3 separate regions of the Homo sapiens genome follow, and regions 1 and 2 are each linked to region 3. A link is a loop called in an ENCODE intact Hi-C map of the cell type or tissue named here. Cell type or tissue: dorsolateral prefrontal cortex. All regions are shown on one strand.

Region 1 (8,000 bases), 180 kb before region 3:
GAACCTCTATGAGCATGGCCCAGAGGGTCCCTAATGGAGGGAGAATGCGGCCCTCATCTCACTGCTGCGTGCACGTGCTAGCATCTGCCAACTTCCCACATCCAAACTGATTTGCCTAGCCACCCCCTGCCCTCCCTTACCCCCTGCCCTCCCTTAGACTGTATGGAAGCCAAGTCCAAAGGCTGGGCCTCTCCCTAGAGTGGACATCCACAACCAACACTCTGCCTTCTTCCCTCACCAAGACGAACCTGCTAACCACACAGGCAATGAGACATTCCTCTTAACAGAATCCCTCATTCCTGCAGATAGCATGAGACAGAACAGTCCCAGACAAGCCAGCTGGAAATCCAGTCTCCATTAATTGCTACCTGTGGCACCCTGGGTGGCCCAAGTGACCTTGCTGATATGCAGATTGTCCCACCTGTCAAACGGGCACAGAGCAATCTGCAGACGCTCAATGAGCAGTTCCTCTCCCTTCCCTGGGATAGGACTATTTTGGATTCTGAAGGCACAATCAGTTTTAATGGGCACCAGTTGTGTGGTTACAGACAATTCTCCTATAGCCTGCTGCTAAGAGGCCTATAACCCACCTGACAGTCAGCAATATCCAGGGAGCAGAGCCTGCCAGAGCTCCCCAACCAGGACAGTAAAACCATCAGGCGAGCCCCTTCTTTCACAATTTACCAAATGCACATAACCCCATCTGCCAACCTGAGGCTGCACTCGCACACAGCGCAGAGACCAAGATTCCCAGAGGAAGGGTGTCTGACTGAACTCACTTCTCCCAGCCACCGGCAGTGGCATGCTGCCACCCACTCTCATGGGCTGGGCGGAGGGACCCACGTACATTGCTTTCCATGGCTGTGCAGGTGACATCACACATGCACATGATGTCACATTGATGACTTGAAACCAGCCCCGGAGTATTTACACCACAGAAAGTGGCAAATGCTACAACTCGGGGCAAAATTCCCCACCCGCACTCCAGCTGGTTGTTGTTTAAAGTGACCAGCACATGCTGGGCACGTCCACTCACTGCCTTGGGCCCCAAGAGGGGAGTTCATTGGCACTGCAGTAGCGTGGGGCTAAAGAGGGGCCACTCGTCCACCGCACGCCTGCCACCCCCACCCTCACACCGCATCTGGCCTGTGACAGAATGAGCCTTGAGACCCCAGCTTTTACCCCCAAGATGCAGTGAAATAGATCCTGGGCAGCCCAGGCCAAGCCCTGCCTTAGCTTGATCAGGGTTTAACCAGAGCCATAAATGGCCACATGCAAAGCTCCTGTGGTCACTGGGTGTGCAGCGTGGGAAAGAAGGGCTCTGACCTCTGGAGCCTGTTTTTCTATCTATAACAAAAGGACAATCACAGTCAAATCCTTAGAGGGTTTGTGTGAGGATTCAAGGGGATTATTTGTGTGAAAATGTGTGGACCACCTGGTGGCCGTGAGCCCAATCCACATTGATGGCTGTGATAGAGGTGGCTATGATGAGCAAATATCCTGTCTGCCTGCTCAGCAAAGGGATCTGTGAGCACTAAACATAGGAACACAACCCATGGTATCCTGCCTCCAGCGTTTGCTCATTTGCCCACTGTGAAACTATTTGGTCCTGAGGCCAGAGGAATTGGCGGCGGCAGCTGATGGACATCCTGCACTCATTAACCAACACCGACCGAGGATCAGCCAGTAGCAGCCCTGCCTTCAAGTGGCTCACAGTCCTGTGCAGGGCCAGATGAGTAAAGGCCATGACCACGGAAGCTGAGAACAGGCGTTCTCAATCTCAGCACTGCTGACCCCTGGGGCCAGAGCAGTCTCTGCATGAGGGCTGTCCTGTGCCTTGTGGGAAGTTAGCAGCATCCGTGGCCTCCACCCACTGGATGCCCGTAGTCCCCATCCCACCCCAGGTGTGAAAACCACAAATGTCTCCAGACATTGCAAATGGCTCCCACTCGCTATCTGTCTGCTTGGGGAGACATGGACCAGGAACAGGGCTCTAGACCACAGGCCCTGTAGATCTGCAGGCTCGGAAGAAATCCGGAGAAGCATATGCCAAAATGTCAGCAGCAACTTTCCTCTCCACGCTGAGCATTTTAGTCTCTGTGGGCTTTGTAACCATCCAGATGAACATCAAGAATGGAGACCCAGCCCACCAGGTTGTGGTGAGCACAGAAGAGGGTCTAGAAGTGGTGACTCTAACCTGGGTCCCAAAGGCAGCAGCAGCAAAGTCCCACTGTGGGTGCCATCCTCCTTCCATTGCAAACACAAACCAACAGCCAAGCCTGCAAACCTTCAAGGAACAAACAGCTTGGCTCTCAGAGGAGGCCATAGTCTCATCCAAGCAGCATGTAGCCCGAGTCCCTGGAGTTTGTGTCCTGGCGCCCACCCAGTGTGAACCTTGCCTTCAACAGCAAAGAAAGGGCCCACCTTTTGCAGCCTGGAGAAGTTCCCAGATTGAAACCATAGCAACCTCCTCCATCTCATGTGGAAGTGGCCAGCCTTGCTCCACAGCCACCCAGACACACGACTGGCTTTGGGCTTCCTTCTCTCTGCCTCCTACATATGTGTGGCCTGACTACTGAGTGTCCTTCACTCATCCCCACCCTCCTGAAGGCGTCCAATTAAAGACTGAAATGAAGACCTCTTTGCATGACTCAATTACAAGTTTAGGAATAAGACTCTCTCTCTCTATATATATATTATATATTATATAAAATATATATTATATATAATATATAAAATATATTATATATAATATATAAAATATATATTATATATAATATATAAAATATAAAATATATATAATATATAAAATATAAAATATATATAATATATAAAATATAAAATATATATTATATATAATATATATAATATATATTATATATTATATAAAATATATAATATATAATATATAAAATATATATTATATATAATATATAAAATATATATTATATAATATATAAAATATATATTATATAATATATAATATAAATATAATATTAAATATGTAATATAATATTTATATTACATATTATGTAATATAATATTTATATTACATATTATGTAATATAATTTTTATATTACATATTATGTAATATAATATTTATTATATTATATATTTATATTATATATTATATTATATATTATATATTTATATTATATATTATATTATATATATTATATATTTATATTATATATAATATATAATATATAATATATATTATTTTATATAATAATATATATTATATATATTATATTATATATAATATATATTATATATATTATATATATTATACACACACACACACACACACACAAACTTGTGCATCAGTCAATTTGCTGTCACCCTCCCTAAAAACAAGGCACTTGTAGAACACCGAGCTCTGCTTTTTAAAAATGCCCTTCATTATTAGCATCTGGAAAACTGGCACGTTTCCAGTGAAACGAGAAACTTCGCACTCTGCGGTCCAGGCTCTGCACTTGTGGTAGCTTAAGGAACTTCAAAGCTCCTTGTTGTTTGAACAAATTGGAAACAGAAAACAAAGGATGAAAAGAGGCCATCCCCATGCAAGAACTCTCCATCCAGGAGGGGAGCAGAGTCTCATCAGCCTTTGATGTGGCCCAGTGGCCACATTCCTCTCTCAAAGCTCCAGATGCTGGTCGCAGCATCCTCCACCCGCTGTTTTGAGACTGAGTGAACCACCTCTCAGATGCTGTGCTGCACATGCAAGCAAATGCACCTAACAGCATGTTACTGGCCACTGAAGACATGATGGTTAGCCCAAATAGCGCTCCTCCACGTCCCCTTATCATTTCCATATTCACAAAGAAGATCATTTTCCTGTGTGCAGCTCTGGCTATTTTCAGACTACCCTATTGTCATTAGTTATGAATTTTCCACTATAGTCCTGTGAGTGGGCTCATTGCCCAGCCAGGTGTAGGACTGACAGGCAGGCTCTGAAGCCAGAAAGCCTGGCATTTATGCAAGGATAACCTTGGATAAATTATTTCACCTGATCCAATTTGGTCTCCTCACCTTCTAAACATTCACGATCATGATACTTACAGATGGGGTTATAGAATGGATCAAATGGAGGTAGCTATGATTGAAAGACAGTAAGCCAACACGTGATGTTATTAGTTTTCAAAGTAAGCGAATATTCATTAAGGGTCCCCTATGTGTCAGGCACTGTGCTAAGTCCTGGAGATAAAACAGTGAAGAAAGTGGACTGAATCTTTACTCAGAGGAAGAGTATAGGCCTTCAGGGAACAAGAAAGAAAAACATCAAGAATTACCGCCAGTTTCAGTGAGTTCCACAATGGAAACACAAGGGCTGCAATGAGGGATACTGGGGCAGCCTTGCTGGAGTGCACAGGACCAGGCTCCCTGAAGAGCCACCTGAAAGGCGAGAAGGAAGGAAGCCACCGGCAAAGAGAAGGCAAAGGGTATTCCAAGGGCTGGTGCAATAGCCTGGGCAGGCACCTTGAAGCAGGAAGGACGTCGGTTGAGGTTGAGGACCAGAAAGAGAACAGTGAGACTGGAGCTGGTGCCTGTGGGGCAGTGGCATGGAGGACCACAGGTGCTGACCTTTTAGGAAAAGCACTTTTGCTTTTGAGTGGAGGATGGACCAGGGAGGGGCAAGAGCGGAGGCAGCGAGACCAGTTAAGAGGATACATCTGGGAGGCAGGACACACAGGACTTGATGATGGAGCACACATCGGGAAGACAGGTGGGGGAGGGACTTTAAAATGACCTCTAGATTTCCTACTGAGACCGGAAGCCCAGGGAGAAGATTTGGGGGCAAGAGGAGAGGAAGTGAAAATTTCCATTTAGACACACCCATACTGAGAGGCGTATTACCCACCAAAGGTGGCCCTGGGTGGGCCATTGCCTGTGAACATGGAGCTCAGAGGGGACCCTGCGGGGAGCCACAGCTGGGTGCCCTGGTCATAAAGAAGTAGTTACAGCCATGGGGATTGTATTAGTCTGTTCTCGCATTGCTATAAAGAAATACATAAGACTGGGTAAATTGCAAAGAAAAGAGGTTTAACTGGCTCACGGTTCTGCAGGCTGGGGTAGCATGGCTGGGAAAGCCTCAGGAAACTTTCCTTCATAGTGAAAGGCGAAGGGCAAGCAGGCATGTCTTCACTTGGCTGGAGCAGGAGGAAAAGGATGAAGGGGAAGGTGCTACACACTTTCAAACAACCAGATCTTGTAAAAACTCACTCAGTATCATGAGAACAGCAAAGGGGAAATCCACCCCATGATCCAATCACCTCCCAACAGGCCCCTCCTCCAACACTGGAGATGACAATTTGACATGAGATTTGAGCAGGGACATAGATCCAAACCATATCGGGAGGCATGAGACCCTCTTCCCCCACCCCCGGGAGATTTGCTCAGAGAGGAGCAAACCCACAGCTGGGTTGGCTGAAGGAGGGTAACCAGCAAAGCAGGGTCGGAAGCCCTGGAAGGTGACCTGGAGGAGACCACAGAAAGGGGTGTCCTTGAGCCAGAAGAAGATCGAGACTCGACTGCATTCTGTGCTGCTAGGAAGCCAAGCAAGGTGGGGACACAGAGGTGTTGTCACTGTGGACCTTGTTAGAGCAAACGCCAGACTGGAGCAGGTGGAGAAGGGGGACAAGGGATGGGGGATGGTGCCCCCTCTGAGAAGTGTTTCCAAGGGAGAAGAAGCCTCGAGTGGCACCTTGAGAGGGAGGAGTGACTAGGGAAAGATATTTGTAAGATGCGGCAGGTTTGTATGCTGATGGAAATAATCCAGGAGAAGAAATGAGTGGTATTGTTTATTGTACAAGAAATGGGAGAAAAGAGAAGGAGAAAACCTCTGGGAAAGGAGAGGAAATGGAATAGAAGCAAAGTGGAAGCTTAGGCCACTCCCTAAGCTTAGGCCACTTCCTAAGCTTAGGCCACCTAAAAGGTGGGCAAATCTCCACAGCCAGAGGGAGGAGGCAGTAGTTTTCTGCTGCTGTCTAACAAAAAACCACAAATGGAGCCCTCAGAATAGCACATGTTTATAACTCACAGGTCCCTAGCTCAGAAGTCAGGCCGGACCCAACCGGGCTCTGTGTCCAGAGTCACACAAGGCTGGAATCAGCCCGTTAGCCAGGGCTGGTTCTCATCTGAAGCTTGGGATCCTCCTCCCAGCATTTTCTGTTGCTGGCAGAATTCAATTCCTTGTGGTTGTAGGACCACCGTCCTTATTTCCTTACTGGCTGTTGCTGGCCAGAGAATGCTGTCTGCTCCTAGGGGTCTCCCTCAGGTCCTCACCATATAGCCCCTCCGTCTTCAAAGCCAGCACAGAATCCCTCATCCTGAACATCCCTGACCTCAGGAAGGGCAGGACCTTTTCATGGGCTCACTGGTTTAGTCAGACACACCCTGATAATCTCTTTCGATTAACTCAACCTCAAATGACAAGTAACCTAATCATGGGAATTATATCCTATCACATATTCGTGGGTTCTACCCACACATAAGGCATGGGGATTGTGCAGGGCTTGTACCCAGGGGTTCAGAATCTTAGCATTCTGCCTACACCAGATAGAGGGAAAAGACAGCCAGACAGAGGTGCTTTAGGAGGCTCAGAGTGGGGAAGCCAAGGGGCTCACAGCTCACAGTGCCATTTCCCAGTGTAACTGGAGAGGAGTTCACCTGAGAAGGCAGGAGGATCTCCAGGAGGGCTGAAGAGTGAAGACAAGGAGGTTAGGGCATGAGGATCTTAAGGACGGTTCAGGAATGAAGACAAGGAGGTTTAGGGCACCTCCCAGCCAAGGGATGAGGCCGGGCTGGCAGGAGGAGGTCTGGAGAGGAAGATGGGCACCAGAGCCCTGCTGGGGGCAGGGCTGGGGTGAAAGCAGGGGCAGCAGCCCGGGGGCAGGGTGCAGGGTGACGTCAGCTGGCAGGAGGGTATGCAAGTCAGGCTCTTCAAGAAGGGAGGGAGAAAGAGTCTGGGAGCAGTAGTGGGGGGTTTCAGGGAACCAAGGACACCGCCTCTAATTCCAAGCGTGGCTGCCAGGGGTGGGTAGCCACAGGGTGGCCACTTTGAGAAGGAACTGGTCTATGATTCCTGAGGGCTCTGGAGTCCCAAGAGAACCTCTTGTTAGTGCCACATTTGATAGAAAAAATGCAGCTCTTTCTGGGGCCCCACGAGATTCCTGCCTCCTTTATTGCAGCACAGATCCTTACAATAAACTGTCTTTATGGGGAGGAGCATGAGTGAGTCTCTCTTCCTTATAACCTGTAAGGTCCAACTCACCCCAACACTTTATGCTAAGCAGAGAGAGACCAAGAGAGACTGGACCTGCCTTTGAGGGTTCTACAGTCTGATATGAACCCACAAATAATCATCACATACATCAAACCCAGGCAGGCCACAGTTGGGGTATAAACCAAGTAAGTATCTTGGCAATACATTTTTGTAAAGAGATGAGAAAACGAAAAATTAGAAGCAGAAGCCAGGGTGAACAGAAAGAGGGTGTGTCTTGGGAAAAGAACAAGATGGGATTTACTGGAAGTGTGGAGTCTTATCTCTCAGCACAACCTGTTGGGTGTCTATGGCCAATCTATGCTAATGGCTCTCAGTGTTATAAAAGAATAGCCAACCAAAACATGGAAAATAGCTCTTCTGATTGTCCCTAGTAAAATCAACCCAAGGCACAGGGTAACAAAGTTTACAAGGGACCCCAAAACTCCTAAAGTGTTTCTGAACTGTGGAGAAAGCAGGTTGTGTGTCACTTTCAAGCTTAAAAAAGAAAAGAAAAGAAAAGAAAAACAATGCTGCTTTTTAGCTGGTGACTTCACAGCACATTCCATGGTGACGGTACTAAATGATTCATCGTAATCCTTGTGAACCAGAGGCAACAGCATGCAATCTAAAAGAAATGTCTCTTTAAAAATTAAATAAAGCAAAAATGCTCTGCGGGTGCTGGTGTTACACTGCATGCTGAGCTCTGCGCTGATCGTATTCTCCCACGTAATTGCA
Region 2 (8,000 bases), 78 kb before region 3:
ACTTAACAAAATCAAACACCAAACAATGTAAGATTCACAATATCCAAAATTCAATTTTAAAATTACCTAGTGTGCAAAGAAGCATGACCCATAATCAGGAGGAAAATCAATCACTAGAAATGATGCAGAAATAACAGATGCTGATAAAATGAGGAGACAAGGACCTTAAAGCAGCTCAAGAAGGTAGAGGAAAGCATGAGCACGAGGAGGGGTGTGGGAGATGAAAGGAGTCACCTGGTAAGTGTTCTTCCTTGTTTGTCATTGCCAATGCCTTCACGCTGCTCTGGGCCCACTGAGTCACAATGGCCATGGCTGCACCAGAGGCATATGCAGTTCTTTAAAAAGTTCACTATGAGGCCAGGCACGGTGGCTCACACCTGTAATCCCAGCACTTTGGGAGATCAAGGCGGGCGGATCATGAGGTCAGGAGTTCGAGACCAGCCTGGCCAATATGGTAAAACCCCATCTCTACTAAAAGTACAAAAAAAATTAGCCGGGCATGGTGGCGGGTGCTTGTAATCCCAGCTACTCAGGAGGCTGAGGCAGGAGAATCATTTGAACCCGGGAGGCGGAGGTTGCAGTGAGCCAAGATCGTGCCACTGCACTCCAGCCTGGGCGACAGAGTGAGACCCTGTCTCAAAAAAAAAAAAGTTCACTATGATTCTACTCAGCCAGAATTCAGCACTACTGGCTAAACCCAATTTTTTTTTGTTTGTTTTGTTTTGTTTTGCTTTGGAAACAGAGTGTTGCTCTGTCGCCCAGGCTGGAGTGCAGTGGCACAATCTCGGCTCATTGCAAGCTCTGCCTCCCAGATTCATGCCATTCTCCTGCCTCAGCCTCCCGAGTAGCTGGGACTACAGGCACCTGCCACCACACCCAGCTAATTTTTTGTATTTTTAGTAGACACAGGGTTTCACTGTGTTAGCCAGGATGGTCTTGATCTCCTGACCTCGTGATCCACCCACCTCAGCCTCCCAAAGTGCTGGGATTACAGGCGTGAGCCACCACACCCAGCTGACTAAACCCAATTTTTTAAAAGAATGAATAGAAAAAGGAGATGGAAATGATGATGGAGATTTTGAAAAATATCAGGAGGCATGGCCAAATAGTGATTTCCAAATACAAAATCTTTCTTTGGCTCATTTAGTGATTAAAGGCATTAGAAACTGTCGCCTGTCAGAGGACAGATGGGTGAGCCTTAGCTGATGCATCTCAGCCTGCACCTACCATCAGAAAGGTCTCCACAATCAATCAGGAGATGCTCACTTACATTCACACCATAGGAGATATGAGCACATCACTGAATTCTATGAGGTTTCCCTTCCCAAGCTGGCAAAACCACGCAAGCTCTGCTGCATAGAGAGTCTCAGAAAGTGTCCCTGCTTGCCATGCGGACAGAAGGCAGAGCTCCAATATAGGCTCATCCCATCCTCCAGTTATGGCTACATTGATGTCTGAAATTCATCAAAAACATACGCAGGGGGAGACATGCCCTTAACAAACTGTATTTCTCAGAGTTTGGGGCATTTTTAGAGTGTGCAGACATCAAGTCTTTGAAAATATGAACCCAGGGACCTTCAGCACCCCTCACCACCACCTGCTCCCAATCCTGGTAACTTTCAGTGCAGCAGGCTCTGCTCCTTGTTCCTATCAGAAGGAAGTCTATGTAAAGGTATGCGTGTGGCTGGATCATCCCTGGGCTGCAGTTCAGCTGGTGAGAGGTGGCTTCTCCAACCATTAAGACAGCTCAGGACTAAGACCATGGTTTTGGAAAAATTTGAGTCTGTAGGTTTTACACTAAAATCAAGCAGATTTGCAGGACCTCATGGGAAGAACTTGAAATCCATAAGGTTTTTACAGAAATAAAATCTCCAAAACTCACTTTTGCCAGATAACCAGCCAGTTTCTTTAATCTAGCACCTTTGTGCATTGAGAGTTCATCCCAGAGACCCTGCTCATTTGTCAGCCCATTGAGTACTTTGTGGTCAAAGCCCAGGGCAGGTTAACCAATGGCCTTGGAGCTGATAGAAGAGAAGGAGTCACTGGGCCAAGTCCAAAGGCAGAACCCAGAAGTGCTAATTGGGGTCTCTCAGCAGTTCAGCTTGGGAAATTGAGCAAGGAAGTTTCCTTCTTCCTAAATTTCCTAATCTAAATAATGCTGAGATGTCATGGTAGGAATAACATGAAGAATAGTTTAATGGATGAGGAATATTTTAAAATCGGAAATGTTTGCTACCAAAAGTCAAGAGCAGACCTTGAAGTTCAGAGGGACAGGGGGTGCAAATCCCATCTGATGGTTTTCAAACTTGGCCCGCCCTAGAGCTGAGGAGGCAGGCCCTTCCTGGACAACTTGGGGAGTCATGGACACAGTGAGGCCCATCCAGCCCATCAGACTGATTGTGGGTGGGGGCTTGGATCTGGCATTCATTTTAACATTAGTGGCTCGGTTGTTGGCTGTCAATAGTAGCAGCGTATTGGGCCCTGAAAAAAATGTAGCTGTGACTGTCATATATTTGAAGTTTTTTGTAACCTCCTAAAAAGGTGTACTTTTTTCATATTGTTTTAATCAGTGTGGCTATAGGAATCAGTGAAGTTTTATATACGAAGAAAACGAGAATGCCAGATCTACCATTTGCTACATAGGGTTTAAAATGAAGCTATGAACAATGCATAATAATGTAATTCAACAAGTTTTTCTCTCTCTGGAGGACTGGAAAATAACCTCAGTGAAAATTATGCAATGATAAAATTCTGTCCCCATCTGATTAATTACTTGTGAATAATGACATCTCTGATTTCTTTCAATTATATTCTAATTGCACACCTTTTGCTCCAGTTGATTGGGCAATGAAGTAATGAACAACTATTACTGAATTTAATTAGCACCATTATTTCTGTGGCCTTTACATCTCTGTTGTGAACATGGAAATTCACACTCCCAGGGCTGGAACTGGAAGAAGCCAGCCTTGAACCTTGAAAAACCTGTTCCTTCCACACTGTGCTGGCTTCCTTCTGCCCAGCCTGGGGAACAAAGACCTGGCGTATTTGCCAGTATTCATGGGAAGGCTTTCCTAATAACAGCATCAATATTCAGAAAGGTTACCTTTTCATAAGGCATTAGCAATTTGCATGTTACATCTATCAAAAGAGATGGGTAAATGAGCTATATGGGAGTCAATTACAATGTCGTTCATAATTTATTCCATGTACAATAAACAGCCGATCAGATTTCATGCGTGTTTACTTTCTGAAAAGATAACTGCTTGTGGCTGATACTAGTTGCAGAATACAAATATGTTTCAGAGTAATGTGTTTATCTCACTTTGACATTTTAAATCTCCAAAGTTCTCTCACTCTCTGTCTTTTTTTTTTTTTTTACAAAGTTGTCTCTGCTTGAAAATTAGAGCTTGCTCTCAAAAATAAAAGATCATTCTTACTGGCCTAACTTGAATCATTCTATTTTAACTCGATGAAGGCACGTCATACATATTCTCCTACAAAACGCAACAGGAAACAAGTAGGAATTTGCTTTTAAAGACAGGTGATTGCAAACATACAGAGCTAAGAATATTTAACTCACAGAAACATGCTGTAGTTTCTAAACATGGATACAAATTACCCAACTCAGTAGTCTTTGGAGCACCAATAAAGTTTGTAAATGCAGACATGTGTCATCGTAAATTAACTTCATCCGATATACTTTCCCCCTCCCCCATATTTCAAAAACTAAAATAAATTCAGAAATGAAGAAGGCTTTTCCAAATCCCTTAGGGAAGTCTACAAACACAAATGATTAATTTATTAGACCAGATAAAACACCTGAACTGTCTGATGAGCAACACGTCCATCTCTCTCTGAGTCAAGCGTGTACCCACTCACCCACCCAGGCTCAGCCATACCTCATATCTGCTGGCTGTCTGCTCAGCCGTCTTCAAGCCTTGACACATATGGATGATACAAACTTTGGCTCTTCTCTGGGAGGGAAACCAGTTACTCTTCACAAAATCCATGACCATCACATGGTTTTTCAACTCTGTACTAAATGTTTTTATCTGGAAAGTCCGATGCACGGCCGTTTCTGTGTAGCGGGCAGCATACCCCTGCGGATGAGTTTTTGTAGGAATTCCAGAGTGCTGCATGAGACTCAGTATCTTGTGACTTTAGCTAGTGAGACTGGCAAACACAATTTTCTTTGTTTAACCCAGGTATTGAGTGCAACAGGAGGGACTTGGGCAGTGCCCCAGCTCGGACCTGTCCCAGTGTTTTCCAACTCCAGAGCTAGTTGTCTCAATATCCCAGCTACATTTGTGAAGGATGTGGATGTGGGAACCTCAGGGGTGACCTTTACGTGCCAAAAAAAAAAAAAAAAAAAAAAAAACTTCTTGTTGTGGTCTGTTTCCAGCCTCACGCCTGAGCTCTCGGGTCACTCAAAGTCTTCTCTGATTTCAAAGAAGTATTTCTCTTTCCACTGCATTGAAGTTTTGAACACAGAATTCACCCAGTTACTGAGAGATTCAATATGTTTGTCAGTCTCTACCCCCTCAAATCCAAATAAATTATTTACAGGGCTCTGTACAAAGGAACTAGGAGGAATAATCGTTGCTTTTTAGAATTCCTGCTTTTACTTGCCAGGACTGAAAGGAACAAGTGCAGGCTGCCTACCAATACAAAGAGCGTCCTCAGCCCTGGAGAAGAAAACATTCAAGTGAAAAAGAGAACTCCCAGCGCAGAAGCAGCAACAGCTGCAAGAGGGCATCGGAAAAACAGCGCATCACGTGGGGGCTGGGGGTGGAGTCCACTCGCCTAGAAGGGGGCTCTGGTCCTGGGTCAACCATGGGAAGTTCCCTCACCACCCTGAGTCTCAGTTTACCAGGAGGAAGACTGGAAGGAAAATACCCCATCTGCCACTCACAGGGTTATTGTTAGGATCTGGTGAGCAAAACAGTGAAACAACAACACAGAATAGAGTCACGTTAGGCATCATTTTGAAAGTACAGTTGCGCGTTCTCTACCCAAATTATTTTGCACAGTGTTCGCTACACATATGATAACGGAGATTAACACAATGCTAATAATTATCAGATTCTAAATTTCAAGTCAATTAGAATTGCAGATCCATGGTATATGCCTCACTTTATTTAATGTTTTGATGCCATTTCTATTAACCTAGTAATTTAGAAGTGAAAATGGCAAGCCTTGGATCAAGGGTGTGTGCCAAGAGGAAGCAGATGACAGCATCGTGGCTGTGCTCCAAGTCCAGACACAGAACTCTTCTCCACAGGTGACTTTCTCTTGGCAGAGACACCCCCTTGAATAATTAACTCACCTGCCCCACATTGAAAGCCATGGGAGAGGCTAAAGGAAGAAGAGCCTCCAGATAACTTTCCTGAAAACAGAGCTGCAGTCCTAGCCCAGAACTGTGAGACTTCCTGCTGTGGGTCGAAGCTTTGCATGTCACACTCAGCAGGGCTAGGACTTGGGGGCTAAAATGCTGAACTTCCACCTTCGGAGCAATGGAAGTATTGAAGATGGGAACTACAATGAAGGAGGAGACAGAAAAGACTTTAGAGATCATTTAGGCCAACATTCTCATTTGAGTGTTAAAGTAGAAGACCTACAGAGACTAAATGCTGGCTCAAGATCACACAGTGAAGTGGAGTTCATGGTTCCTTAAACAGAACACAGCCCGGGTCTGCCTGGGGCTCTCCCAAGGATGTCAAAGAGAGTGTCAACACCCAACTGATGGCATCCATGGCTGACTCAAACCTGACAGTCATGCTGGAAACTCCCAGGGAGCTACACCATGGAGCGCCATCTTGGATTTGGAAGCAATGTGATAAAGAAAGCCATGGGAGACATTTGAGCAATAAAAACATGAAAATTGAACAGGGACACCAAGGAAAGAGGGGATCTGCTTCATGTTTGGGCACAGGGAAGGTCATTCCCTGTGTCCCCAAAAACGCCATTTAAACCAGCTCCCATTTGTGTCTATCTGCTCCTGTCCAGGAGACCCCGCAAGGCAGATAACAAATAATAAAGTCTTTTCTTCCACCACTACACACATTAAAGGACCTTGGACAATGCTGAGGCCAGCAGGACTGGTCATCAGCTACCCCGAGACCAGGACTGGTCATCAGCTACCCCGAGACCAGGACTGGTCATCAGCTACCCCGAGACCAGGACTGGTCATCAGCTACCCCGAGACCAGGACTGGTCATCAGCTACCCCGAGACCAGGACTGGTCATCAGCTACCCCGAGACCAGGACTGGTCATCAGCTACCCCGAGACCAGGACTGGTCATCAGCTACCCCGAGACCAGGACTGGTCATCAGCTACCCCGAGACCAGGACTGGTCATCAGCTACCCCGAGACCAGGACTGGTCATCAGCTACCCCGAGACCAGGACTGGTCATCAGCTACCCCGAGACCAGGACTGGTCATCAGCTACCCCGAGAACAGGACTGGTCATCAGCTACCCCGAGACCAGGACTGGTCATCAGCTACCCCGAGACCAGGACTGGTCATCAGCTACCCCGAGACCAGGACTGGTCATCAGCTACTCCGAGACCAGCATGGAGAGGTTTGCTGATGGTTGGCTGACTGCTAGTGTGAGCACTTGTCACAAGCACAGCCAGCCTGTGGTGATTATGGAGATTCCAAAGATCATTAAGGCTATGGGTGAGTTTTCTCTCTCCCTTGACCACAGCTGGTGGCTGGATCTTAACTGGCCAGTATGGCCAACAAGAGGAAGCAGTAATGTGGCCTTAGGCAGGTCTCTGGGATTCTTGGTCAATAGGGATGGACAGAAGACTTGGGATTGTCAGATTGAATTCCTCATTATATGGAGGAGAAAATTGAGGCCCAGAGGGAGAGAACCTTGACTGAGAGGTCCAAGGGCTGGAAAGAGCACTGGATGGACAATTGGAGATGGGTTTGCACCTAGGCCCTAAGACAAACTAGCAGGTGATTGTGGACAAGACTCCTCCCTTCTGGCTTAAGTTCCCTTTAACCACAAGCCCCCTAGCTTCTCTGACACCCCTGGGTTCTAGAGTGTGTCAATTTTGACCATGTGCAGACACAGCTCAGCAGAGAGCAGTTCCACCCTCCCTGGGAAAGGCCTTCCTGTCTGGGTCACTGAGGTGGGGCTGGGTGCAGAAGAATGAGCTGATGTCCTTCCATCTGCCCTCAGAACTGTTGCTCCTCACCCTCCAGCAGGGCCACAACCTCCACAGTCCAGCCACTGTGCCCTCTTGAAGCACAGCCTCCAAGTAAGAAAACGTGGTTCCTGCTGATGTTCACAGTGCTTGCCTTGCAGCCTTGGGCGAACTACACACTACCCTTGCTTCAGTTTCCCCATCCATTTAAGAGGATAACAATAGTGCCTTCTTTGATGGGCTGCTGTGGAGACTGAAGCAGCTGGCACTAGTAAAGGGCTTGGGACAGAGCCTGGCACCGGGCACCTGCCTGACAGACACCAGCTGTCATCACTCCCAAAGGGCAAAGACTCTAAATTGCCAGACACATCATTTTAATACCAAAGAAGGAAGATTGTTAAGGAGAAGCTGGAACTCAACTGGCCATCCTAAGACCCTATCTCCAAGACTTCCTCTGCCATGTAATGCTGCCCAGAACTGGGGCAGGTGGCCAGCCTTGATCTCCTCAAATGGGAAATAGAGTTAGCATCCCCGGAGCAGACAGCTGTGAACATTGCGTTAGGTGGTTGTTGTGTGTGAAACTGTTTTATAAAGTATATATTTTTAAAACTATACAAGTATAGATTTTTAATGCTAGATGCTAGCAAAAACAACTGAAGGAAGAAGTGCCAGACACAAGCACAAACTAAGCTAGTTCTCATCCAAAGGACAGAAAGTCAGTCACATTTACAGTCACAAAAGAATGGTGGTATTAGGCACCACCATGCCACCACATTCACACATATTGCCAAGGACACTGAACGCTTTTTGGTTTGCCAAGAGTCCCGCTCTTCTGGGAACTCTTC
Region 3 (8,000 bases):
TAAATGCCCTTTGTGTAAAGTGGTTGTGCACATTAATGAGATAATACATCAAAGCCCTTAGAACAGTGCTTGACATGTGGTCAGCAATAAATGAGCATTTGATTTTGTGACCATTGATACTATCATCTCATTCTTTGTTCCAGCTGGGCCTTCTAGCACAGTGGTTTGTGCCCCTCTTGAATTATCTTTGATAGCTTCCTCCCTCTATTTTGTCTCTTCTTATTTCTTGTCATTCTTATTAGGCAGATACTGGACTCCTGGATTCTTCCTCCCCTACTCCCATGCTTTCATAGTTTTCATTTCTTTTTTATTATTTTTCTACTTCCTGAGATATTTCCAGGCCCTTCATTCCCTATTTGATTTCCACTGATTTCATTGATGGCTATTATACTTTCCATCTCCAAGAGCTCATTCTATTTCCAGTCATTTCTTTTCCATTCACATGTTGCTCTTGGTTTCTGGATGCAGCATATTCTGTCTTTGAGAACAGCAAGTTGACTTTTGTTGACATTGTCTTCTGATTTCTACAGTCACATCTCCTCAAGGTTCCTTTCTTCTATTTATTTGTTTTGTTCTCTCTTTCTTAGCGGAGAATTTCTACCTCAAAGTTCTGGCCATCCCTGGCTGTTTATTCATATACGAGAGGAAGGTCCTAAAAGGCTGAATGGACCTTCACGCTTATGAGTTGTCTCTGTTGACTGGTGGGCTTCACCCCAGGTGATCAAGCCAGAGCCCTTTCCATTTCCCTAGGGTAGAATCTTCCAGGGTCCTACCTGGGGGACACAGTCTAGCTGCAACATTCCAGAGGCAGAGTTGGGGGTAGGAGCTGGGGGTCCCAGGTTCAAGATGCAAACTTCCATTGAACCCCCATGTTTAATCCTGCACCTCGACTCTGCCTTCTGAAGTCCAATGCTCTCCATTTTAATACCTTTAGAGAATGCACTTTCTAGCTGTCTAGGGGACCAATGGTGCCAGTATCGGCTTCCCACCAATCCCACTTGCCACTCTTCCACCTCCTGCCCCTCACATCCTAGGGCCTCCTGGTGCTGTGCCTGTCAGGGCTTTCTGCAGGGCACTTTGGCTGTGTCTCCCAAGCCTGCCCTCCATAGGCACATTAGGCTGCAGCTTCTTTTGCTCTAAGTCAATTTCCACTCCTCCATCCACTTTCTGTGTCCAGAAAAAAAAAAAAGAAATCCTGGTGTTTAAAGATTGCCAACTAATTCAAATTTTATCATGTTCTTTGGCACAAGTGAAGAACAAAAAATGTGTCAGCAGGTCGCAAGCAGCCCCCGGTCAGTTGTTAGCTCAGGACAAGGCAGTGATTCTTGAAGTATGGGACACTTCCACCCAATCCCACCCATCGTAAGAATGACTCAAGATGTCAGTAAAGATACAGATTTCTAGACTCTGCCGCAGACCCACCTAAACCAGAAGCCCTGTGAGTAGGGCCCAGGAATCTGCATTTTTAACAAGCTGTCCTGGGAGGTTTTGATGTGAGTGGCCTGGAATCTGTCCTATGATGATCAATTCTCCTCAGAGGAGAGTCAACCTGGAGCTGAGCCTGGAGGCCCCATCCTAAGGCCAACAACTGCTCACCTGTTCGTAAAAGATGGCCTCCTGATTAGACCTGCTTAGTCTCTGGCCAGCCAGCATTTATGCACTGAGTCTATTTGACACTGGCCTCCCTGGGTAGTTCTTGTGCACCATGAGCTGTAAGGCATAACCCAGTGATCCTTTGCTTCCATCAAGGCAGACAGTAGGAGGTCTAGTCAATGCTCTGCTTGGCCCCGCACTGGAAAAGCTTTCAGCAGCAATGAGATAAACGCCATCTTTAGCAGCACCCTTAGAACAGGTGAGTGCATCAACAAGCTCATACCGGAGAGGAAGGAAGTCTGGATGAACACCACACACACAGCAAGAGGAATGGGCTGTACCAGTTGACAGGTACCCTTAGAGAGTGTGCCGTTGAATTACGATTTCCAAGAGAAGAGGTCTACAGCAGAAGATGGATGGTGCGATGTAAAACAAATGTTTCTGAGCAACAGAATGCGCCCAAAGCCACCTTAGGACCTCCACCAAGACTGGAATCAGAGGGAGGGAGGATTAAAAGGAGACGGAGGATCACTGCCCTGTCTCTTTGGGCTTCCTGGTACCTGGAACAGCCCGGTGGATGAGCCAGCCTGAGGACCAGACTTTAGAAGTAGCTCCCAACCAAGGCAGTGCTTCTGAGGACATCTGCAGAGATGGTCAACTAACTTCCCCATAGGACCCCACCATGGCACGAGGGAATGAGCACGAAGCAGAAGGCCTGGCTCCAGGTGGAAAACCAACTCCTTGACTTCCCTGTAACTCAGCCTCTTCCTCTAGTAAATGGGGTCTCATCACCTGTTGCAGGGTCTGTGAGCCTTCCCAGGTCTACACCCCGCAACCTTTTCGAGGATGGCTGTCTTTTCTCCCCAGCAGCGTATTTCACTGCGCTGAGGACACAGTCTGTCTCCATAACTTCTGCACGCCCAGGACTTAACACCGCGTGGCCTTTAGCAGGTGTTCTATGAATGGTTTTTATTGACATGTTAATTAATATGCCGGGCTCGGTGGCTCACATCTGTAATCCCAGCACTTTGGGAGGCTGAGGCAGGTGGATCACTTGAGGTCAGGAGTTTGAGACCAGCCTGGCCAACACGGTGAAACCCCATCTCTACTAAAAATACAAAAATTAGCCGGGCATGGTGGTGGGCGCCTATAATCCCAGCTACTTGGGAGGCTGAGGCAGGAGAATCCCTTGAACTTGAGAGGTAGAGATTGCAGTGAGCTGAGATCATGCCACTGCACTCCAGCCTCAGTGACAGAGTGAAACTCCGTCTTTAAAAAAAAAAAAGGAAATAAACTGAAACCTGTTTGGTAACCTCATAACAGTTAAATGCACATGCCTTTCCATCCAGCAACTCCATGCATTCCAAGATATTTGGAGAGGTTGTTCACACAGCCTTGATAGTAAAGGTGAAACATTGGAGACCTCCTAAAAGTCAACCAGTAAAAATTGACCAATTAATTAAGATACGGCCATGCTAGGGAACTCTGTGCCACAATCAAAATGAATGAGGTAACTCTCTGTTCTTACTGGGAAGGGTACCCCTATGGTATCATCAGGAGAAGACCATTATTGTTAGTAAATAGACAACTTTGTTAAAAAATTAAAAGAGTATGTGCCCAATATAATATATGTAAGTTTCTATGCATAGAAAAACTTCTAGAAAAATAGAGATTATCCCCGGAGAATGTAGTTAATAGCAAGATGGGTGGTAAAGTAGTATACTTTCATTTTTTTATTAGAATGTTCTGATTTTATAATTTTTTTAAATCCCCAATCCCCTATTAAAATGCAGATTTCTATGGGGAAGGGTCATTCCATGCTGCCAGGCAGCAGCTTGGCTGGAACCCAGGTGAGTCATGGAAGTGGGTATTTATTAGGCCAATGTCTGAGAACCAGCCCCAGGAGCCTGGGAGCAGCCTGCAATGGAGGGGCTCAGCCACAGAGTCCACTCAGTCTTTTACAGATGGGGAAACTGAGGCCCGGAAGGAAGAAGGATTTTCACAGGAAAGTAGGGACCAAATCCACATGGCAAGGAGGCTCTGACCAGAGCCATTCCCCACCTGCAGACCAGAGCACAGCAAGAGTCGAACAGCAGGATTTGTGGAGTGCTGCCCCAGCAGCCTGGACTTCTGTCGTGGATGGACAGTGACACATCTTCAGCCAGTTGCAGTCACGCTGGGTCCTGCCTCTACCACAGCATTCACTCTCTCAAGGTGGCTGCCCATGCACAGCATATCAAAACCAATGGACCAAACTGTAAAAGAATTGGCCCAATATCCATCTCATGTTTTCCCTTCCAGAATGTTGACATTACTTTATATTTTTCAACATCAGAGTGTCTACTAGGTCAGAAGAATTTAAAGCCAGTTACATCTGGGCCGCTTGATACTAGGGATAAAAGCAGTTTCCATTACATAATGAAATCCTTGGCTTTCCCCATCCAGAGCCACAGCTCCCCTTCTAGTTGATTGAGCTGCTGACTGGCACATGAATACTGTATTTAACTAAAATCAACAAGGACCAGGAGGTATAGGATTTTGCCTGCAATTCCAAGCAATCTGCTGACCTTTCTCTGACACTACTTACTATATTTTAGTGTCGGAATCAATTGAACGGTGGGTTCTAAAGAGAGCAAGTGAATTCATTTGTGCTTTGGGAAAAGGCAGCCCCAGCGATCCTCATCCATCACTGTTAGATGGAAGGGGAAATGCCTTAAAGTGGCTCGTTTTCTTTCAACTGCAATATGCCAGCAGAGCACATAAGGATTCTATAACATGCAGCAGTCACTGTGATTCATCCTCATAAGGCAGTGTCTGGGCCAAAAGAGAATGTAAATCTCAGAGAATCACCTTCTTCTGCTGAGTAAGTGGATAGGGCCATTTGTCCTCTAGGTACCAACCATGTAAGGGGCACAGTGCCCTCTGGTGGTAGCTGCTTTTTCCTGCGCTGCGCAATTGTACGCTCCTCCTACCTGCCCCATGGAAGAACAAGGCGGCTCTGTTCAGAGCATCCCATGGCTGGGTGGCTTGGGGAGTGGGGAGGCCCACAAGACTGTATGTGCTGGGTGAACCTCACAGGGCCTGAGGAAGAGAGTCTGAAATTGACAGTGAAGCAATCAACCTTAAAAAGTATGGCAGAACAGGCCAGTAGGTGCAGGTCTAGCTCCTGTGGGTTGTGCTGAAAAATGGCAACCAACCATCCAGGCAAGAGGCTCTACAGAGTTCTGATAACCTCCTCTCCAGACCTGCTGAAACAATATGGAGAAATGCCCAGCCAAGAAGAAAGACAGCACTGCCTGGTGGAAGAACATGGGCTTGGAAGTCAAAGAAGCTGGATGTGGGGCCCAGCTCAGCCACTTGCTGGTTGAGTGACAGAGGACAAGTAATTTACATTCTACAGTCTGCAAATCCGTTTCTTCATCTGTGAAATGGGAGGGAAGAAATCCTACCTCAAGAGGTCATTATCCAAACAAACAAGACAATCTGCGTAATGGCTCATGGCAGGGTCTAGCAGAGAACAGGTGGTTGTCAAGTGGCAAGTGTGGCTGAGAGTGGGCTGCAATTCAGTGCCCTGTGTTCTATTCCTTTTTTGTAGAATTTATCATTATTATTATTGTTTTATTTTTCCATAAGTTATTGGGGCACAGGTGGTATACTTGGTTACATGAGTAAGTTCTTTAGTGGTGATTTGTGAGATTTTGGTCCACCTATCACCCAAGTAGTACACACTGCACCACATTTGTATTATTTTATCCCTCACCCCCCCTCACTCTTCCCCCCAGGTCCCCAAAGTCCATTGTATCATTCCTATACCTTTGCGTCCTCATAGCTCAGCTCCCACATATCAGTGAGAACATACAATGTTTGGTTCTCCATTCCTGAATTACTTCACTTAGAATAATAGTCTCCAATCTCATCCAGGTCACTGCAAATGCTGTTAATTTGTCCCTTTTTATGGCTGAGTAGTATTCCATCATATATATATATATATATACACACACACATACATACATACAGTTTCTTTATCCATTTGTTGATTGATGGGCATTTCGGTTGGTTCCACGATTTTACAATTGTGAATTGGGCTGCTATAAACATGTGTGTGCAAGTATCTTTTTCGTATAATGACTTCTTTTCTTCTGGGTAGATACCCAGTAGTGGCATTCCTGGATTAAAGGGTAGCTCTTTAAGGAATCTCCACACTGTTTTCCATAGTAGCTGTACTAGTTTACATTCCCACCGGCAGTGTAGAAGTGTTCCCTGATCACCGCATCTATGCCAACATCCGCTGTTTTTTTTATTTTTTGATTATGGCCATTCTTGCAGGAGTAAGGCAGTGTCGCCTGATGGTTTTGATTTGCATTTCCCTGATCATTAGTGATGTTGGGCATTTTTTCATGTTTGTTGGCCATTTCTACATCTTCTTTTGAGAATTGTCTCTTCATGTCCTTAGTCCACTTTTGGATGGGATTTTTTTTTTCTTACTGAGAAGATTTTCCCCCACTCTGTGGGTTGTCTGTTTACTCTGCTGACTGTTCCTTTTGCTGTGCAAAAGTTCTTTAGTTTAATTAGGTCCCAGCTATTTATCTTTGTTTTTATTGCTTTTGCTTTTGGGTTCCTGATCATGAAATCCTTGCTTAAGCCAATGTCTAGAAGGGTTTTTCCAATGTTATCTTTAGAATTTTTACAGTTTCAGGTCATAGGTTTAAGTCCTTAATCCATCTTGAGTTGATTTTTGTATGAGGATCCAGTTTCATTCTCCTACATGTGGCTAGCCAATTATCCCAGCACCATTTGTTGAAAATGGTGTCCTTTCCCCACTTTATGTTTTTGTTTGCTTTGTCAAAGATCAGTTGGCTATAAGTATTTGAGCTGATTTTGGGGTTCCCTATTCTGTTCCATTGGTCTATGTGCCTATTTTTATACAAGTACCATGCTGTTTTGGTGACTATGACCTTATAGTACAGTTTGAAATCAGGTAGTGTGATGCCTCCAGATTTGTTCTTTTTGCTTAGTCTTGCTTTGGCTATGCAGGCTCTTTTTTGGTTCCACATGAATTTAGAATTGTTTTTTCTAATTCTGTGAAGATGATGGTGATATTTTGATGGGGATTGTACTGAATTTGTAGATTGCTTTTGGCAGTATGGTATTTTCACAATATTGATTCTACCCATCCATGAGCGTGGGATGTGTTTCCATTTGTTTGTGTCATCTATGATTTTTTTCATCAGTGTTTTGCAGTTTTCTTTGTAGAGGTCTTTTGACTACTTCGTTAGGTATATTACTAAGTATTTATTTATTTATTTATTTATTTATTTTTGCAGCTATTGTAAAAGGGGTTGTGTTCTTGATTAGATTCTCCACTTGGTCACTGTTGGTGTACAGAAGAGCTATTAATTTGTGTATGTTAATCTTATATCCAGAAACTTTGCTGAATTCTTTTATCAGTTCTAGGAGCTTTCTGGAGGAGTCTTTAGGGTTTTCAAGGTAAATGATCATATCATCAGCAGAGAGTGACAGTTTGACTTCCTCTTTACCTATTTGGATGCCCTTTATTTATTTCTCTTGTCTGACTGCTCTGGCTATGACTTCCAGTACTGTGTTAAAGAGGAGTGGTGAGAGTGGTCATCCTTGTCTTGTTCCAGTTTTCAAAGAAAATGCTTTCAACTCTTCCCCGTTCAGTATTATGTTGGCTGTGGGTTTGTCACAGATGGCTTTTATTACATTAAGGTATGTCCCTTGTATGCCGATTTTGCTGAGAGTTTTCATCATAAATGGATTCAGGTTTTTGTCAAGTGCTTTTTCTTCATCTATTGAGATAATCATGTAATTTTTGTTTTTAATTCTGTTTATGTGGTGTACCACATTTACTGACTTGCATATGTTAAACCATCCCTGCATCCCTGGCTTGAAACCCACTTGATCATGGTGGATTATCTTTTTGATATGTTGTTGGATTCAGTTAGCTAGTATTTTGTCAAGGATTTTAGCATCTATGTTCACCAAGGATATCAGTCTGTAGTTTTCTTTTTTGGTTATGTCCTTTCCTGGTTTTGGTATTAGGGTGATGTTGGCTTCAGATAATGAGTTAGGGAGGGTTCCTTCTTTCTCTACCTGGTGGAATATTGTCAAAAGGATTGGTACCAATTCTTCTTTGAATGTCTGGTAGAATTCTGCTGTGAATCTGTCTGGTCCTGGACTTCTTCTTAGTAATTTTTTAATTACCATTTCAATCTCACTTCTTGTTATTGTCTGTTCAGGTTATCTAATTCCTGATTTAAGCTAGGAGGGTTGTATTTTTCCAGAAATTTATACATCCCTTCTAGGTTTTCTAGTTTATGTACATAAAGGTGTTCACAGTATCCTTGAATAATCTTTTGTATTTCAGTGCTTTCAGTTGTAATATC

The links. Peaks named below come from ENCODE experiments on the same cell type or tissue, not always from the same donor. Only the 100,000 strongest peaks of a DNase experiment are listed, where the experiment ranks them.
Region 1: it touches region 3 in a loop (4-fold over the local background); 5 of 110 quality-filtered maps call a loop at or near these places.
Region 2: it touches region 3 in a loop (4-fold over the local background); 4 of 110 quality-filtered maps call a loop at or near these places.

What each region holds. Positions count from the first base shown.
Region 1 is chr10:126,562,147-126,570,146 of GRCh38, forward strand. All of the region lies in intron 2 of C10orf90 (chromosome 10 open reading frame 90), which reads right to left. Among named protein-coding and RNA genes, the nearest start is that of C10orf90, 100 kb to the right of the region's middle. In dorsolateral prefrontal cortex, no CTCF peak of the experiment used is centred here; DNase peaks (open chromatin) are centred at 3,555 and 3,665; H3K4me3 peaks cover 513 bases; H3K27ac peaks cover 7,237 bases.
Region 2 is chr10:126,666,342-126,674,341 of GRCh38, forward strand. It overlaps C10orf90 (chromosome 10 open reading frame 90), which reads right to left and starts at 4,352. Exons shown (of 10, transcript NM_001350921.2): 1 at 3,900-4,352. The coding sequence starts at 4,139. RefSeq lists a silencer at 6,378-6,600. In dorsolateral prefrontal cortex, no CTCF peak of the experiment used is centred here; DNase peaks (open chromatin) are centred at 2,357, 4,770 and 7,440; H3K4me3 peaks cover 5,127 bases; H3K27ac peaks cover 7,771 bases.
Region 3 is chr10:126,744,718-126,752,717 of GRCh38, forward strand. No RefSeq gene overlaps it. Among named protein-coding and RNA genes, the nearest start is that of C10orf90, 78 kb to the left of the region's middle. In dorsolateral prefrontal cortex, CTCF peaks have their summits at 4,513 (motif pointing left) and 4,714 (motif pointing right); a DNase peak (open chromatin) is centred at 4,544; H3K27ac peaks cover 1,298 bases.